Linked DNA regions of Homo sapiens: region 2 is linked to region 1. Evidence: chromatin loops called from intact Hi-C (ENCODE). Cell type or tissue: ascending aorta. All regions are shown on one strand. Links, peaks and the distances in the headings refer to the core of each region. The heading gives the core; the rest is flanking DNA.

Region 1 (5,370 bases), core at 163-5,162:
CACAGATCTTCCCCCAACACAACATCACTCTGACACATATACGATCCCAGCGTCAGGACACAATCACATGGGCACACACATCTCACTGCCAGACCAGCATGCTGCACAGAACCACACACATCACACCATCATGATCACACACAGCACACCAGAACATCACACAATTGTACACTGACACACAATCACATTGTCACAGCAGCCCATGACATGTAGCATTGTGACAAATGTAGCATGCTGACACACACCATCACACTGACACACAATCCATCAAGTGACACACAGTAGCACACACTGACACAACCCCACCGTAATGTGTGAACCCCCTGACACAACAGCACACTGACACAAATCCACAGAGGACTCCAGCACACACACACATAGTCACACAAACACCCAACCCCCGCACCCCTGCCCTTGCCCCAGGAAGCTGTGTTAGATGTGGGACGGTGGGGGAGGGATGCGCTGTGTGTGTGTGTGTGTGTGTGTGTGTGTGTGTTTGTGTGTGCGCCAGCGCAGGCTGTGCCTCCCCCTCCCAGCCCTTCCCCGGGGGCGGGGCCGTGCGGCAGCCGCTGTTACCGGGTAAACTTCCCCGCCCCCCCCAGCGCGGCCATTAGTCAACCCCCCCCAGGATGATGTCATCGCCTCATTCTGGAGGCTGAGTAATCCTCAACTCCGCCCCGCCAGGTACCAGGGTAGGGGCGGGCCGCACCTGGGCTCACCAAGTCTGGAGCTGGGGTCTGGAGCTGCAGGCGGCTCTGCCTTGGGTCTCCCGGGAGGGAGGGGACTGAGGAATTGGGCCTCTCTGAAGTGGCCCAGCCATGCACGTTACGGTCTCTCGAGGCTGGGGGCTCCCAGTCTGGATCCACGGGGCCAAGTAAAGGTGCTGCAGGGCTGGATCTTCCAGACCTGGGGGTCTGGGACTGGGGAGGGCCCCCCAACCTCTCCACTACTCCCTCCTCCCCAGCCACATCACTGTGAGGGGCTGGGTCGCTTGGCCAGGTGTCTGGGGAATCAGAGACACGGGGCTTGGACTTCTGGGGTCCTTGGCACTATGAGGCCTGGGACCCTGGCGCAAGGTGGGGGGTCGGTGCCAACAGGTAAGGAAAGCGGCTCTGAAGTCAGATGCCCACGTCCTGGGAGATCAACCACCTGGACCCTGGGGAAAAGGGCTCAGAGGGGTGGGAAGTGGGCAGGTCTGCACCTTGGAGCTGGGCAGGTGGTCCCACCTAGGTAAACTGGACACCTGAGGGTCTGGTGACTGTTAGGGACAGGAGTGTCTCCCAGCATCAATGTGGTGAGGGCCAAGATGCCCAGGAGCTCTGTAACATCTCAGGGTCGGGAGCCCAAAGGCCTGAGTCCGTGTTTCTTGTGGGAGTGGGATGTTCAGCCCTAGTTTTCCTGGGATCAGACATGACTGTGTCCCCTTCTGGGGGGACCCTGAGTTCTTGTGTCCCGGGGCTGGGACATCTGCATCTCCTAAGAGGAGGGGGCTCATCTCCTTGTTTTCACGGGGCCAGGCATGCCTGGGTCCTTTGGGGGTGCAGTGACACCCTATTTTTATAAGGCCAGGACGCCTGGGTTGTTTTCTGGGAGGGAACTTCAACCGTTATGTTCCAGAGCCACGATACCTGCGGGGCGGGGAGCGGGGGAGCGGGAAACAACCAGTCCCTGTCTTCACGGAGTCAGGATGCTCAGGTCTCCTTGTGGGAGGGGGACCCTTGGTGGCACAAGGCCAACTCCAGGGTGCCATTCTGGGGGTAGGAACAGAATGCACAACCCCGTTTCCAGCCCATCCCAACTGCCCATCCTCACCCGAGAGTGCGGGACAGGGGAGCAGGGAGGTGGATGGTGCACAGCCCGGGTATCACCCCAGCCGGTCGCAGGTTTGCAGGCCGCGCGCCCGGCAGCTCCCCGGGGCCCGGTTCCCCGCCCCCCGCGCCGAGGGCTCCCCCAGATCCGGGCGGACGCGGCGGTGGCCAATGAGCGCGCTCGCCGTCTCCGGGAGCTGGGCCGGCTCTGCCCGCCTGGCATTGGGCACGCGGTGGGCAGCGGCGGGCGGGGCCTGGGGGGTCCTCGCGCCTGGTTGGGCCAGGCTTGTTGCTGGGTAACGGGGCGGCGAGTTTCCCCTGGCAACGGCGGCGGGTACCGCTCACTGGCTGGCCGGGAAGGAGGGGGGGCGCGGGCGCAGGCAGGCCCCGCAGACCCCAGCAACAGCGCGCGGCCCCCGCCCCGCCGGGAAGCGGTAACCTTCACACGCGCGCCGGCCGCTCGGACCCTGCGGACGCCCGCGCCCCCGCCCAGCCCCCACCCGGCCCCGGTCCAGCCTCCCGGCCTGCAGGGCCGGCCACACCGAGGGGACCCGGGAGACCCCTTCCCCACCGCGGAAAGCCAGGACTCAGGCCCTGCGGTGAAAAGTTAAGTCCTTCCCAACTCCCTCTCCCCAGGCTGCGAAATCTGCTTGCCCAGAATGGCAGACAAGATCTTGGAGACGAGACGGTTTTAGGTCTGCAGTCAACCAGCTCTATTTTGTCTCACCAGCACTTCACATCCGGCTTACTACCTCCGGGCACTATTCTAAGTATGTTACAAATACGAACTCATTTTATCTTCACAATATTTTTGGTCCTGCCTGTGCAGATCCCTTTTGGACAGTGAGGGAAACTGAGGCACAGAGCGGAGAAGCTGCTTGCTCAAGGTCATCATTTGAACCCATGTCGGAGTTATCGTTCCTCTGTGCTGTGCGCCCGTGGGAGAGGCATTAACACTCAAAATACGAAACTGCACAGAGTCAAGAAAACGCACTCGTGGACGGCCTGCGGACCACTAGTTTGAGACCCCAGCCTCAACATGAGCATCTGTGCAAATAGACACGAACTGTCCTCCTCCCAGAAGTAGACCTGGGCATCCTGACCCCATGAACACAGGGACTTGCTGTCTCTCCCCAAACTGGATTCAGGCATCATGGCTTTTGAACACAGGGCTGATGATCCTTCCCAGAAGAGAATGCAGGCATCTTGGCCCCATAAAAATAGGGGTCCTGGGCCGGGCTCAGTAGCTCACGGCCTGTAATCCCAGAACTTTGGGAGGCCTAGGCCGGTGGATCACCTGGGGTCAGGAGTTCAAGACCAGCCTGGCCAACATGGCTAAACCCTGTCTCTATTAAAAATACAAAAATTAGCCGGGCGTGGTGGTGCACACCTGTAGTCCCAGCTACTCAGGAGGCTGAGGGAGGAGAATCGCTTGAACCTGGGAGGCATAGGTTGCAGTGAGCCAAGATCGCACCACTGCACTCAAGCATGGGTGACAGGGCAAGCAAGACTCCATCTCAAAAAAAAAAAAAAAGTAAAAAAAAAAAAAATTAGCCAGGCATGGTGGCACATGCCTGTAGTCCCAGCTACTCGGGAGGCTGAGGCAGGAGAATCGCTTGAACTGGGAGGAGGCTGAGGCAGGAGAATCGCTTGAACTGGAAGGAGGCTGAGGCAGGAGAATTGGGAGGCATAGGTCGCAGTAAGCTGAGATCATGCCACTCTGCACTCCAGCCTGGGTGACAGAGTGAGACTGCGTCTCAAAAAAAAAAAAAAAAAATAGGGGTCCAGGCCGGGTCCAGTGGTTCATGCCTGTAATCCCAGTACTTTGGGAGGCTGAGGTGGGAGGATCATTTGAGCCCAGGAGTTTAAGACCAGCCTGGGCAAAATGGTGAAACCTCATTTTTACTAAAAATACAAAAATTAGCTGGGCGTGGTGGCACAGGCCTGTAGTCCCAGCTAATCAGGAGGCTGAGGCAGGAGGATCACCAGAGCCTGGGAAGCGGAGGTTGCAGTGAGCCAAGATCACACCGCTGCATTCAAGCGTGGGTGATAGAGTGAGACCCTGTTCTCATAAAAGAGGCGGAGGGGTCCTTAGCTAGAGGTTTCCTTGCTTGGATTCTCAGAGAGTCAACGGACTCCCACACTGGTAATAGTAATGACAAGTAACATATATTAAACATCCATCATGCCCCAGTACTTTTATTGTTTAATTTTTTTTTGTTTATTTATTTATAAAACAGGGTCTTTTTATTTTATTTATTTATTTTTTTGAGACAGAGTCTCGCTCTGTCGCCCAGGCTGGAGTGCAGTGATGGGATCACAGCTGTCTGTGGTCTTGTCCTCCTGGGCTCCAGCCATTCTCCTTCCTCAGCCTCCCAAGTAACTGGGTCCACAGGTGCACACCACCACGCCTGATTATTTTTTAAATTTTTTGTAGAGACAGGGGTCTCACTATGTTGCCTAGGTTGGTCTGGAACTCCTGGGCTCAAGCAATCCTCCTGCCTCAGTTTCTCAGAATGCTGGGATTACAGGCATGAGCCACTGTGTGCCTAGCCCAATGTTTTATTGTTATTCACATTCTGACTGCACATCCTATGAGGTAGGGACCTGTGCTGTCTCAACTCACAGATGAGGAAACTGAGGCACAGAGCTGTGACCACTTCCCCAACATCACCCACAGGTGGCAGAGGGGATTCTAAGTCAGGCCATCTGGACTCACAGCCCACAGTCTTTCATGAGGGCTGCATGCGGGCTTAGGAAACCAAGGCAGGCGAATGGGTTCAGGCCAGGAGTTGGAAACATGCCTGGGTAGGCAACACAGTGAGACCTCATCTCTACAGAAAATTTAAAAATTAGCCAGGTGTGGTGGTGTGCACCTGTAGTCCCAGCTACTCGGGAAACTGAGGTGGGAGAATTGCTTGAGCCTAGGAGGTGGAAGCTGCAGTGAGCTGTGATCATCAGCTGTGATCATGCCACTGCACTCCAGCCTGGGCAACAGAGCAAGACCCTGTCAAAAAAAAAAAAAAAAAAAGAGGCAGCCCTTGACCCACCCACAAACTTCTTTTTCTTTGCCCACAAGGGTTTTGTGTTGTTGTTGTTTTGGGGGTGGGGGTCGGTTTTTTATTTTTGAGGCGGAGTCTTGCTCTGTTGCCCAGGCTGCAGTGCAGTAGCGCGATCTCGGCTCACTACAACCTCCGCCTCCCGGGTTCAATCGATTCTTCTGCCTCAGCCTCCAGAGTAGCTGGGATTACAGGCATGTGCCACCACACCCAGCTAATTTTTGTATTTTTAGTAGAGACGAGGCTTTGCCATGTTGGCCAGGCTGGTGTTTTGTTTTGCTTTTGAGAAAGGGTCTCGCTCTGTCGCCCAAGCTGGAGTGCAATGGTGCGATCACAGCCTACTGCAGCCTCGACCTCACAGGCTCAAGCGTTCCTCCCACCCCAGCCTCCCCAGTTAGGTTTCCGCATGTTGCCCAGGCTGGTCTGGAACTCCTGGGCTCAGGTGATCCACCCATCTCGGCCTTCCGTGATACTGGGATTACAGACGTGAGCCACCACGCCCA
Region 2 (5,370 bases), core at 86-5,085, 310 kb after region 1:
ACCTGGGAAGCTGAGGTGGGAGGATCGCCTGAGCCCAGGAGGTCGAGGCTGTAGTGAGCTGAGATCGTGCCACTGCACTCCAGCCTGGGTGACAAAGTGCGACCCCGTCTCAAAATAATAAATAAGAGGGCTGGCCGGGTATGGTGGCTCACACCTGTAATCCTAGCACTTTGGGAGGGCAAGGCGGGCGGATCACCTGAGATCAGGAGTTCGAGACCAGCCTGGCCAACATAGTGAAACCCTGTCTCTACAAAAATACAAAAATTAGCCGGGCATGATGGCAAGTGCCTGTAATCCCAGCTACTCAGGAGGCTGAGGTGGGAGAATCACTTGAACCCAGGAGGTAGAGGTTGCAGTGAGCCGAGATTGTGCCATTGCACTCCAGCCTGGGCGACAGAGCAAGACTGTGTCTCCGGGAGGAGGGGCGGGGTGGGGAAGAGGGGCTGAGTGCCTCTGTTTCACACATTGTTGCAACCAGATAACAATGATTCAAACAATGCTCTCCCCACTTAAAATGTTTCCTATTTTTTTTTAATTTAAAGTTTAAAAGGTTAAAAGTCGAAAAGTTTTACATTTGGAGTTTAAAAGGTTAGCTATACAATCTGAATAACCAAAGAGCATCTGTACTTAAATCACATTCATCCATCTTCTATCATTGAAGTTTTTAACAATCTCAAATCCTACAGAATATGCCTGTTGAAACTAACAGCACTGTTCAATAAAACAGGCTTCCAAATAAACCGCTGTGAAGGAACAGAAATGGAAGCTGCAAAGAAGCTATTCCTAATCACCTTAAAGCCTCCTTCTAACCATGGTTCTAGGAAACAGACAACAAATTTCAATCTTACATTCCCCCACCCTCTTAATACTAGGAACAAGATGATGCTGGTGTGTTCTAACAATCTAACTTAGCCAGGAAATTTAGCCTTCATCAACTGAGTAGTTTCTGTGTACCAGAACCTAGCATAAGTTCTTTTTTAGATAGGGTCTCGCTCTGTCATCCAGACTGCGGTGCAGTGGCGCAGTCATAGCTCCCTACAACCACAGCTTCCTGGGCTCAAGGGACCCTCCTGCCTCGGACTCCCAAAGTGCTGGGATTACAGGCATGAGCCACCGCACCCAGCCAGTATAAATTCTTTACAAGCACTCCAGATTCAAAATATTTGTGGGTGTGGGTATTAAAAACTCCATTTGATAGAGGCCAACTCCTAGAAAAAGTAACTTGACAAAGTCAGGTCTGTATGACTGCGAAACCTGTGCTTTTAACCACCACGGCTTATAATCTAGTGAAAATTCTTGAGATGGAGAGAATAAATAAATGGATGACTGAGTAAGTGAATAAAAGCACACTAGCTGGGCTTGGTGGCTCATGCCTGTAATTCCAGCACTTTGGGAGGCTGAGGTTGGCAGATCACTTGAGGCCAGAGTTTGAGACCAGCCTGGCCAACGTGGTGAAACCCCATCTCTACAAAAAATATTACAAAAAAATTATCTGGGTGTGGTGATGCATGCCTGTAGTCCCAGCAACTCGAGAGGCTGCAGTGGGAGGATTGCTTGAGCTGGGGAGGTGAAGGCTGCAGTGAGTCAAAATTGTGCCACTGCACTCCAGCCTGGGTGATAGCAGGAGACCCTGTCTCGGAAAAAAAAAAAAAAAAAAAAAAGAAGGCACACTGATCACTGATTATCTGGAGGACTTCCAAAGGTTTCTAAAGGTAATAAAGATCCACTCATATAAAATACCAGGGAACTTTAAATTGGCAAAGAGAATAATGGGGCACTCTGATAGCTATTTTCAAATAGCTATAGAGCTACCTATTGACTATAGAGCAGGCTTCTTTTACATGGCTCCAAAGGGTCACATTGGGAGCGATAAGAGAGACGGAAGGCTAACTGAGACAACTGCTCCTATCTCTTTCACCTCAAAGAGCCCCAGATTTAGTTCAATCCTTCCATTTACAACAGTGGATGTGGAGGGTAAGCTTTTGCAGTAGCATCACCCCACCTCCTTGCTGAGTGACGTGGATTCAATCTCACTCCCTATTTTTTAAGACAAACTCTGGTTTACAGAATTTCAGAATACCTCCTTGAGATAACTGAAGGCTCTCTAGGGTGTCACAAAATTGGAACTCTTGCAAAATGAATTCTAAACCTTCCTAGTAAGAAAATCAGGGTTTGGGGTGCATGCCAAGAGCTGGGCCAGACTGCTGATAGAAACAACACTTCAGGCATCTGAAGGGTTACTGGGCATATTTCTCATGGAAATGCCATTCTCCTGAGTGGCCTGCCAGATATCTCATGCCCCCAGTCAGACGTGTGTCACTCTTCAGGGAGTTATTGGGTGCACTTTCAGCAACAGGTCCTTGAAAAGGAGAAAGTAACAACACCCAACATCCATCTTCTTCCGGAGGCACTTACCTATTAGCAGGCTGAACTGAAAAAAGCATCTAGCCAGAGGAATTCAATCCCTGAGAACAATCTCCACATGTGTGCCTCTAAGTTTATTTATTTATTTTTACTGAAATGGAGTCTTACTCCGTCACCCAAGCTGGAGTGCCGTAGCGCAATCTTGGCTCACTACAACCTCCGCCTCCTCAGTTCAAGCCATTCTCCTGCCTCAGCCTCCTGAGTAGCTGGGATTATAGGCATGAGCCACCATGCCCAGCAAGTTTTTGTATTTTTAGTAAAGACGGGATTTCACCATGTTGGCCAGGCTGTTCTTGAACTCCTGACTTCCAGTGATCCACCTGCCTTGGCCTCCCAAAGTGCTGGGATTACAGGTGTGAGCCACCGTGCCCGGCCACCTCTTAAGTTTAGAGTCCAACTGGGTCAAAAATGGAACAGAGATTCCCTAGGAGTGGCTGGGCATGGTGGTAGCTGCTCTGCACAATTATTCAAAACTTCACGACCACTCTGCAAGGTAAGGGTTATTTAGACCCATTTTACAGTTGAGAAAACAGAGACTCATGGAGATTCACAGCCAGCACTTAGTGTACGGTGATCTTTGAATGCCAAAGCCCCATGCTCTTTCCCCTGCATGGTCTATCTCCTCCACGAAGAAATGCCACTGCCATACACAAAGGACTGGGCCAGCCTGAAACACCTTCACCTTGGCCTTTTAGACTGATTTTAAAAAAATGAACAACATAGTCCATTGCTTTGTACCTCATAGTTTGCTTAAAAACACACCTGATTTTTGGTCTTGATATTAATCATGGCAAAGTTTATAAATAATAGTTTATGCCCGTGGTGCACTGGGGAGAAATGGTGCCTGGCAACTACCTCTGGTCTCTCGGCTTTTCAGACACAGGGCATAAAGAGGAAACTCCCGACTGTGGCAGAGTAGGAAGCTGCATCTGTCACTGCCTCTGCTCCCCACTCGGCTGTAAGCCCAGTCCACAGACCCTGTCCAAGTCCACTGGGGCAAGAAAAAGAGTAGAATGGAAGCCAGGGGATAGGTAAGAGCCAAAAGAAGGGCCTTCTATCAGCTGGGAAGATGGTTGGGTTCCAGGGCCTGACGTGCAGTGGGCACTCAATGTATTTGCTGAACAAAAACAGTTTCCAATAATGTACTGGGCCAATGTTCCTTTCTATTTTCTCAAATTGAGCTGAGACGCAGACTATCTCTGTGGTAGAGATTCTCATTTCTCCTTACACTGTGCTGCTCACACTAGTGTGTGAGGAGGTGAGGCTCAGAAGGCCTTGTTCATACTTTGGCAGTACTATATCATAAGCCTTTTAAAAACCGCCAGATGAAGTCCTAATTCCCTCTGTAGGTACTGAATGAGGTACAGTTATTTACGTACACATACAACAAATATTCTACTAGGCTAAGTTCCTAGAAGGCAAGAGTCTTGGTTTGTTTTTTTTTAATGAATTTATGAATCACCCCAAGGCCACATAACAAACTGGCAGCAGAGCTAATACTAGGACCAAAGTCGTCTCCCGCCCTCAATGAACTTCCAATCTATTTGGTAACAGAAGACATATCCACAATAAACAAAGCTCATCTAGGTACCACATGAGCAAGTACCAGCTATGCAACAATGGAAAAAGGTAAGAATATTCTATCTTCTGTGGGAACAGCAGGGAGGGCTACTTACTGACCCTACGCTGTCAACTTCAAATATTCTCTTTTGGTCTCCATAAACAACCTTATAAATGTAAAGTTACTTATCTAGATTTTAGAGTCAGAAAATATGTTCACTAGAGTTGTACCATCTAGTATAGCCGTTTAAACCTTTTAAATGCTTGGTAACACATCTAATAAAGGAAATAAAAAACAGAACCCAGCCTGTTGGATTCACTGCCTTTTTTTGTCTTTTTTTTTTTTTTTCAAAGTGCCTGGACACCAGCCCTAGTGATTTTGATTTAACTGGACTGGAAGCAGGTGGGGTGGTGGGGAACCAGGCATCGGAACTCGGTTTTCTAGTTGGTTTTTTGAGACAGCGTCTCACTGTGTTGCCCAGGCTGGAGTGCAATGGTGTAATCATGGCTCACTGCAGCCTCGACCTCCCTGGGCTCAGGTGATTCTCCCATCTCAGCCTCCCAACTAGCTGGGACTACAGGTGTGTGCCACCGCGCCCAGATAATATTTTGTAGAGACGGAGTTTTGCCATGTTGCCCAAGCTAGTTTCAAACTCCTGGGCTCAAGCAATCTGCCAAACTCGGCCTCCCAAAGCATTGGGATTACAAGTGTGAGCCACCATGTCTGGCCTTTTTAAAAAACAGTTAACACCAGCCAGGTGCAGTGACTCATGCCTGTAATCCCAACACTTTGGGAAGCCCAGATGGGAGGACTGCTTAAGGCCAAGAGTTTTGAGACCAGCCTAGAAACATAGTGAGACCCCAACTTTTAAAAAATTTTTTTAATTTTTTTTTTTTTTTGAGATGGAGTTTCGCTCTTGTTGCCCAGGCTGGAGTGCAATGGTGCGATCTTGGTTCACTGCAAACTCCACCTCCTGGGTTCAAGTGATTCTTCTGCCTCAGCCTCCTGAGTAGCTGGGATTAACATATATGTGCCACCAAGCCCGGCTAATTTTGTACTTTTAGTAAAGAGGGGGTTTCTCCATGTTTGTCAGGCTGGTCTTGAACTCCCGACCTCAAGTGATCTGCCCACCTCGGCCTCCCAAAGTGCTGGGATTACAGGTGTGAGCCACTGTGCCCGGCGTTAATGTTTTATGTAAAAAAAAAAAAAAAAAAAAAAAAAAGAGTAACAGGTAACACCATATACGGAATGTAGTCTGGAACATGGACAGTGCCATCTGAATGAGGATGAGAGTGAAATCAATACACAGAGCCCCAGAGGGTCACACCCATGGCTTGCCAAGTTGTGTGGTAGCATACTATGGACTAACTGTAACTGGTAGAGTC

Evidence for each region. Peaks named below come from ENCODE experiments on the same cell type or tissue, not always from the same donor. Only the 100,000 strongest peaks of a DNase experiment are listed, where the experiment ranks them.
Region 2: it touches region 1 in a loop (10-fold over the local background); 1 of 110 quality-filtered maps calls a loop at or near these places.

Annotation. Positions count from the first base shown.
Region 1 is chr19:47,236,482-47,241,851 of GRCh38, reverse strand. It overlaps LOC124904731 (a long non-coding RNA gene), which reads left to right. Exons shown (of 2, transcript XR_007067278.1): 2 at 2,445-3,177. Among named protein-coding and RNA genes, the nearest start is that of BBC3, 8.0 kb to the right of the region's middle. RefSeq lists silencers at 388-507, 1,892-2,221 and an enhancer at 1-732. In ascending aorta, for the core only: no CTCF peak of the experiment used is centred there; DNase peaks (open chromatin) are centred at 611 and 2,101; H3K4me3 peaks cover 2,149 bases; H3K27ac peaks cover 2,264 bases.
Region 2 is chr19:46,929,429-46,934,798 of GRCh38, reverse strand. All of the region lies in intron 2 of ARHGAP35 (Rho GTPase activating protein 35), which reads right to left. Among named protein-coding and RNA genes, the nearest start is that of ARHGAP35, 71 kb to the right of the region's middle. In ascending aorta, for the core only: no CTCF peak of the experiment used is centred there; a DNase peak (open chromatin) is centred at 2,250; H3K27ac peaks cover 3,101 bases.